Linked DNA regions of Homo sapiens: region 2 is linked to region 1. A link is an interaction called in ENCODE POLR2A ChIA-PET data of the cell type or tissue named here. Cell type or tissue: MCF 10A. All regions are shown on one strand.

Region 1 (4,000 bases):
GAGCCCCAAATTGGAAACAATCCAAATGTCCATCAACTGCTGGATAAAGAAAACGTGGTAAACCTGTATCAGCAGAATACCATTCAGCAATAAAAAGAATGAACTACTGATACATGCTATGCATAGATGAACCTACAAACCATCATGTAATACATTATATAAGCCCATTGATAAGCAATGCCCAGAAACCTCACTTTTATAGAGACAAGAAAAGTAGATCAGTATTGGCTAGGACTGGGGGTAGAGTAGATTAACAGCAAATGGCCAGTAGGGAATTTTTGGATGATGAAAATATTCTAAAAGTGGAGGATGTTGTTGGTTGTTCAACTCCATAAATTTGCTGAAAATTGTGGAAAGCTAAAAATAGCTTCTAATGTGTGGATTTTATGGTATGTGAATTATACTTCAAAAAGCTATTTTTTAAAAAGTGTGTGAGAATACCGAGGGGAACTTCAGCAGTAAGAAATCTCCCTACATTTCATATTGAGAACAGTGTCTCAAGGCTTACGATGGAGCTCCACACCATAGCCAGCATGGAGACACTGGCTTCTTTGGGCAGAGATGGCAGAGCCAACATTCTCTGAGGCTCTTGGGAAATACATTGCTGTCTTCGCAGCACTTGCAACAAGCCAGAATTATAGAGGATGGTTGGAGCAGCCAATGTCCGCAGAAATGCGGGCCTGGACAACATTGCCTCCATCAGGGGTAGCCACCTGGACTATTTTTAAATAAGAAATTTTGGTACTTCACATTCCTGCGTTTTAGCCCTACTTTCCAATTCCATCTCATTGTAATGATTAACAGTCAATCCACCAATTTGAGAAGAATTCATATGACGTGCTGTTCTGATGAGCATCTATATAGGGGCTGTTGGTTGTTGCCTGTCTAGAAAGTTTATTCAAAGAGAGACAGGTGATGTTGATACTTGGTGCTCAGTGTCACATGGAGACAAAAAGATACCTGGAAGACCATGAGTCAGTCACAAACATACAAGTTCCCATAAAAGGGGAATAATTGACATATTAAAATCTATAGGTCCTAGGTCCTAGGAGGATACTAAACCCATCACGGTTTTTTTGTTTTGTTTTGTTTTGTTTTGTTTGTTTGTTTGTTTTGTTTTAGAGAGAGACAGACAGAAAGAAAGAACAGTGTCCACAATACATCAATTAAAACCTGCCATTTCCCCAAAGCTATCAGCTGCAGAGTGGCTGCCAGAAGTCCCCCTTCTCTGAGGGTGTCTTGAAAATGAGCACCTGGGGCGGCCAGAGCTATTAATAGGTGGAAGGAACGATATAAAATGTCACAATGCACCTTTCCAAATAAAAACGTGTCCAGACTTCTCCAGGAGAGAAGCAAGAGAGGAAAATGGCCCAAAGTACTTAAAAATCATTGCATTTTCCTTTTTCTGAACTCCTACTATATATTACAAGGGAGAACTTGTCACTTCTAAGGTGTCTGGCCTCTCTCACTGCAGTTCTGAAGAGTCCCATAACTCAGTCATGGCTAGGAGGGTCTTTTTGCTTCATTCTTTTCACAACAGGGGCCAGAGAGGCACTGTTCCTGTTCCAACAAGAGACTGTGTGGGTAAGAGATGTTGACTGTCATCAAGATACAGCAGTGAGGAAGGATGGGGATCTCCTGACGCTTTTTCTTCAACTGCCTGATGCCTAGTCCAGACAGGGAGGAGGAATTTGGGACCCTGAATCCGTAAGAGCTTAGTAAGTATACTCAGAATCTCCAAATATGCTTGGAGATAGATTTCAGGATAATCACCATGAATTTGTTGTTAGCATGATGATTTTGTAATAAGGCTGAATAAACAGATTCTGTGTCTGGAGAAAATAAGTTTTAGCTTCTGCTGGTTTCTAGAATTTAACCTTGAAATTCAAAAGCTGTGTGAGCACAGGCAAGCCACTTAACTGCTATAGACATGGGTTTCTCCAATTATAAAATAAGAGACTCCAGCATAATGATTATTCAAGCTCACTTCTAGTTTCATAATTCCTGGATTGTATCAATGAGGTAGGAATGTTGCCCCTGGAACAGATTCAAGAATGCTCTCAGTGAGGGGTAAGGTCAGTAGTCATCGCTTCAGTAGGGGCTGATTAAAAGATCTACTTTTTCTTCTTTCTTTTTCTTTTTAATAGCAAAGGTTTCTCTATTTCTCTCCAATCGAACTATCAAGCTTATAGTTGCTATAATTTAACTTTATTACTCTTTTGTCTTGTCAATAAGAACATAATAGTGTCCTTAAAGAAAATGACAGCTTTTTTCTTTCTCTTTGAGGTTTATTTCAAACAATTTTCTCTTTTCCTGATGAGGCTGAGCCGTGTTTGCCATTGCATATTGTGTTCTCTTAATGGGAAGGTTTTCAAACACAGGGAAGAAAAAGAAAAGACTGCTTTTTAAAAACTTATTTATTTATTTAATTGTTTGATAAGCCTTTTTGTCGGTTCGAATAGTTACCCTAAACATCATTTAAGAATCGTGGCCTCTTTGCAACGCAGTGCATTTTGAGAATGATGTCTCTTTTTGTCTTTCTAATGATGTCTTGCCCAGTCACTCAATGCGCTCACATTGCCCCTCCTTCTAAGGCCCTCAGTCCCCATGTTTTCCCTCTGCAAACAGTAGGGGCCAAGCAGCTTTAAAGCTTTTTGATCAGGTTTCATGCGGGGAGACATTATGCATTAACTGGCATATTGGAACTACCACTGAGGCACTATTAGTCAACAACTATTGGACTTTTACACTCTAGCCTCAGCTGCTCTCCAGTAAGTGTAGTCCCAGGTCTTATACTAAAAGACAAAAGACAACCATGTGTAGGTGTGTATGTTGTTTTGTTCGGTGTTGAGAGGAAGTCAAGGATTTGGATTATCGATATGGCGGCTCAGAATGGGTGGTTTGTTGTTGTTGTTGTTGTTGTTGTTGTTGTTGTTGTTGTTGTTTTTAAGACAAGGTCTCACTCTGTCACCCAGCACCCAGGCTGGAATGCAGTGGCATGATCATAGCTCACTGCAGCATCAAACCCCTGGGCTCAAGTTGTGCTTCTGCCTTAGCCTCCTGAGTAGCTGGGACTATAGGCACATGCTACCATGCCCAGCCAATTTTCTGTCTTTCTTTCTTTCTTTTTTTTTTTTTGGTAGAGATGGTAGGTAGGTTGCCCAGGCTGGTCTCAAACTCCTGGCCTCAAGTGATACTTCTGCTTCAGCCTACCAAAGCTTAGGCATCTTATATTCTAATGATCCAGATGGCAAATTTGAATGAATGGAACACAGATACTCAAATCTGCAAACATGAGTTCTTTTAGCCCAATGCCTCCTTCCCTTTTTCCTCTTCCCTAGTTTACTCAACAAAAGCTCTCTCTTAATTCCATTTTGTTTGAGAACGTTGATTGGTTTCTGATAGGAGCTGCTAACATACTAACCACATGGACATATACACAGCAAGAAAAAATGACAATATATTGGGTGAAGAACCTTAAAAATCAGGAAATACTATTTTTAGAATTAGTTTTCTGACTTTAAGCCTGTGAACTTCAGGGTTTTTTTTTTTTTAATTTATCTATGTAGAGGTTGGGTTAAATAATATGTGTGGTTCCATTCAAATTTAAATTCTGGGGTAAGCACTATAGGAATAAAAACAAAAGTTAAGGGGATAAAAATAAAAGTTAAGGGGATAGTGAGCTCCAAATATCTTGGCTGGAAAAGTGGGAATTATTGGGGGAATGTGGGAATTAGTTAAGAGTGAATATCAGATTATGAAAAGTTTCAAAAGCTCAGCATAAGAAAACTCTAGGCTTATGACAGAGTTAGTTTAGGTTCATGAAGATAAAGTAGAGCAATTAATTGCCACTTAGGATATTTCTTTTGGCAATAATCTGCAAGATACAGGTAGGAGGTTGTCTTTGAAGAAAGAGGGACTTGATATGACAAGGGATGGACTCTGGGTGTGGTGTGTACTCATTGTTCCTGCATCCAATCAAAACAGAAAAGGGTGGCTT
Region 2 (4,000 bases), 440 kb before region 1:
ATAAAAAGGAGGGAAGAAGCAATAAGTTGGGGCAAGAAAGATGAAATCTGGTTGTTCGTGATGGAAATGAAGAAGGTGCAGGGGTCCTGGAGGGCACTTAATGCTGGCCAGCAAAGGCCAAAGGCTCCTGCTGAATTTGAGATAGAGATGGAAAGAGTTTCCTGAGTAAAAAGGGGGAACCATAGGATTGGTTTTGCCTTGGGAGTTAGTTTGTTTTGAGGTAAACTCCTGCAGGGCATGCCTAAGGTATGCAGCACCCCAGTCAAAGGGCATTTTTTTTTTTGTGCTGGGCCCCTGGCTATATAAACAATTTGAGTCACCCCAAATCAGCAGGTCAGCACCATTCTGGAAGCTTGGTTTGCAAAAGAGAGAGTCCTTTGGCCAGTGCTTGCTAGGCTGCCTGCTGGAACTGGGGCTGGCCGTTAGGCCTTAGGATATCCCATAGATGCAAATGCCAAAACAATTTGGGGCATCTTATTGACCCTACATGCACAGGAGTGGGGGTGAGGGGTGGCAGAGGGTCAAAGAGTACCCTGGGCCGGGGGCGGTGGCTCACGCCTGTAATCCCAGCACTTTGAGAAGCCGAGGCGGGTGGATCATGAGGTCAGGAGTTCAAGACCAGCCTGGCCAACATGGTGAAACCCCATCTCTATTAAAAACTACAAAAATTAGCCAGGCATGGTGGCGCGCACTTGTGGTTCTGGCTACTCGGGAGGCTGAGGCAGAAGAATCGCTTGAACGCGGGAGGCGGAGGTTGCAGTGAGGCCCAATTGCATCACTGCACTCCAGGCTGGGTGACAGGGTGAGACTCTGTCTCAAAAAAAAAAAAAAAAAAAAAAAGAGCACCCTGAAGGGGAGGAACAGGGATCAGGGCTCACGTGGGTCCTAGTCTGGACTGAGGTGCTCCTCCCAGTTAGCATTGCTGACTCTGGCCAGTCCCTGACACTTGGGGAGCAACTTAGAAAATTTCAAGGGAGTCATCCCAAAGCTCAGGGCCCGCTGAGATGCAATGCTTGGTCCCTGCCCTGCCCCATTTGCCCAGGGTGGTACTGGACTTTTGGCTCAGTTTGAAAAACAGCAAACAAACACGGGCTTTAGAATTAGAATGGTCTGGCTTTAAAACCTGGTCTATTATTTATCAGCTGTGTCATCTTGGGCACGTGACTGAATTCCTGTGGCTCAGTTTTCCAATCTATAGAATGGACTTAATAATGCTGACTGCACTGAAATGCACAGAGGTGCTCTAAGAAGGTGCGTGTGAAATGAGATGATGAATGTATAGCACTTAAGATGGAGGCAAAGCTCAATACATGAAGGTTATTCTTAATGATATTTCCTGCTCTCCACGAGAGAAAGGTACTGTTCCATTTGCATTTTACCCTACGCCTGCTGACAAGTTGGAAGTGAGGATAATTGAAAGTATTTGGGCTTGATGTAACTAAGAAGTGAAAGGAATAGGCAAGGCTGACTTGATTTAACCTGGCAATATGAGATTAGTTCTTCATTGCCTCTGTAAGGTCTCCTGCATTGCGAACCTTTTAAAGCAATAGATTGGCTGACAGGATGCTCGTTTGGAAGGTTTCACCTGCCATTAATACCCTGGCTGCCTGATGAACCGTCGCTCCTCAGGCATCCTCCTTCCCTGCACAGAGCAACGGCCATTCTCAAATATTGCAAGAAGTAAAACTGGGCTGGGTGCGGTGGCTCACGCCGGTAATCCCAGCAGTTCGGGCGGCTGAGGCAGGTGGATCACCTGAGGTCAGGAGTTCGAGACCAGCCTGACCAACATGATGAAACCCCGTCTCTACTAAAAATACAAAAATTAGCTGGGTGTGGTGGTGCACACCTGTAGTCCCAGCTATTTGGGAGGCTGAGGCAGAAGAATCGCTTGAACTCGGGAGGTGGAGGTTGCAGTGAGCTGAGATTGCATCACTCCACTTCAGCCTGGGTGACAAAGCGAGACTCTGTCTCAAAAAAAAAAAAAAAAAAAAAAAAAGAAGTAAAACTGTATTTGCACTCCTTCTGGAAGAAGACCTGTTGGAAGTTTTCCTCCTACTTCTTGCCAACTCTTTTGGTCAGACTCTGACTTCCAAGTCCAGAGATCGTTGTACCAAAGCACCTTCTGGCCTTTCTTATGACTTAGTCATGGAAGATGAATCATGTCTGACCAGAGATCTGGCAGAGAGGAGGCCCCAGTGAAAGCTGTTTGCTGGCTTTTCTACTCTTTAGGATGGATGTGGGAAAAAAAGCACGGGCTGCTTAAGAAAATCAAGGCTCTGCTACCAAAGGCAGAAATCTGATTCAGGTAAGGCCTCTCTTTAATAGACTGTACCTTGAAGCCACTGGGGGAAATGTTTGACAAGGGGATTATAGTGTTGTCCAGTTATTTTTAAAAAATGGTTCTTCACCAGCAACTAATGGACAAAAACCAAAAACAAATGCCATCAACAAAACCTTTTAAACCAATGCTTCTCAAATTCTAATGAGCATCACAATCACTCAGGGACCTTGTTAAAATGTAGATTCTCATCCCGTGTCCTAAGGTGGGGTTTGAGAGCCTGCATTATTTATGAGCTCCCAGGTGATGTCTATGTTGTTGCTCTGAGCACCGTATTTCCAGTGGCTAAGCTTTAAACCAGCGTTGCTGAAGGTGTGCTCCCTGACTACCTGCTCCGGTATGGTGTTAAGATGCCATCAACCCAGACGTACTGAATTCCTGAGACTAAATATTGGGAACCTGCATTTTTTTTTTTTTTAAATTTTAAGATGGAGTCTCACTTTTGTTGCCTAGGCTGGAGTGCAATGGTGCCATCTCAGCTCACTGCAACCTCTGCCTCCTGGGTTCAAGTGATTCTCCTGCCTTAGTCTCCTGAGTAGCTGGCATTACAGGCGCCCGCCACAATGCCCAGCTAATTTTTTTATTTTTATTTTTAGTAGAGACAGGGTTTCACCATGTTGGCCAGGCTGGTCTCGAACTCCTGACTTCAGGTGATTCACCCGCCTTGGCCTCCCAAAGTGCTGGGATGACAGGTGTGCACCACTGTGCCTGGCTGGGAATCTGCATTTTAAAGAAGATTCTCAAGAATGATTATTTTGCTCACTAAAGCTTGAGACCTCTGTTCTGAGTGACTGAGAAAAAGCCTTCAAATATCCACAGCAGTACAGCTGAGGGGCTACAACAGTTTTTCCAAACTCTGTCTCCTGCAGGATGTTAATACGCATTCCCTGAAACACAAAAGTGGAGGTGGGAGGGGAGGATCTGCCATCAAATGTAATTTGGGAGTCAGTTAAACGAAGTTAAACTTTACAGCAGGACTTCCTGGAGGCTTTGATATATGGATACACGTTATGAGTCTTTAATATTGTCATGGAGTACGCAGCATTTCCTGACCATGGACCCTTCTGGCTCCGAGCCTCTCCCTGCAATTGCATCTAGTGCCATGCACGTTGGAAAACAGTTCATGAGAACATAGGGCTCTAGGTTTGGGGGCTTTGTTCTTGGAAGGACCAGCCATACCTCCATCTACTCAATAGTCACAAGTGGCAGTCTCATCCTTGATTGACTTCCTATAAAGTGCAGGGCTTTTGGTGATCAGGCCCAACACAAACCACGTCGGTACTACTAGCATATCAGTTCAGAGCCCCTGTCCTCCAGCTCCCAGTGTCTCCCAAGGCCAGTGCATTTTAGAGTGGGGACCCTGTGCTAGGTGACAACATCCTGGCGTCAGCAAGACAATGGAACATTAATGGCAACCATGTCTAATGAGAACCAATGGTTGGTGCTCAGGAGGAGCTTCCTGGGTGCCTGGCACTGGGTTAGGTACTTTAAACGCATGCCTTTATTAAGACACCACCAGAATCCTGGGTGCTATTAACATCATTATTTACAGGTGAGAAATGGGAGACTTCGAGATTAAATAATTCACCTATGGTCACCCTGTTTTTAAGTGGTAGGACTGGGTTTTGGACCCTGTTTGCTGCACTCTGGAACGAAATCCTA

Evidence for each region. ChIA-PET counts read pairs that join two places held together with the same protein. Peaks named below come from ENCODE experiments on the same cell type or tissue, not always from the same donor. Only the 100,000 strongest peaks of a DNase experiment are listed, where the experiment ranks them.
Region 2: POLR2A ChIA-PET joins it to region 1 with 5 read pairs; 2 of 35 experiments call an interaction of 5 or more read pairs at or near these places.

What each region holds. Positions count from the first base shown.
Region 1 is chr5:167,741,923-167,745,922 of GRCh38, reverse strand. All of the region lies in intron 4 of TENM2 (teneurin transmembrane protein 2), which reads right to left. Among named protein-coding and RNA genes, the nearest start is that of TENM2-AS4, 84 kb to the right of the region's middle. In MCF 10A, no CTCF peak of the experiment used is centred here; a DNase peak (open chromatin) is centred at 2,032.
Region 2 is chr5:168,179,666-168,183,665 of GRCh38, reverse strand. All of the region lies in intron 15 of TENM2 (teneurin transmembrane protein 2), which reads right to left. Among named protein-coding and RNA genes, the nearest start is that of MIR12125, 16 kb to the right of the region's middle. In MCF 10A, no CTCF peak of the experiment used is centred here; a DNase peak (open chromatin) is centred at 2,135.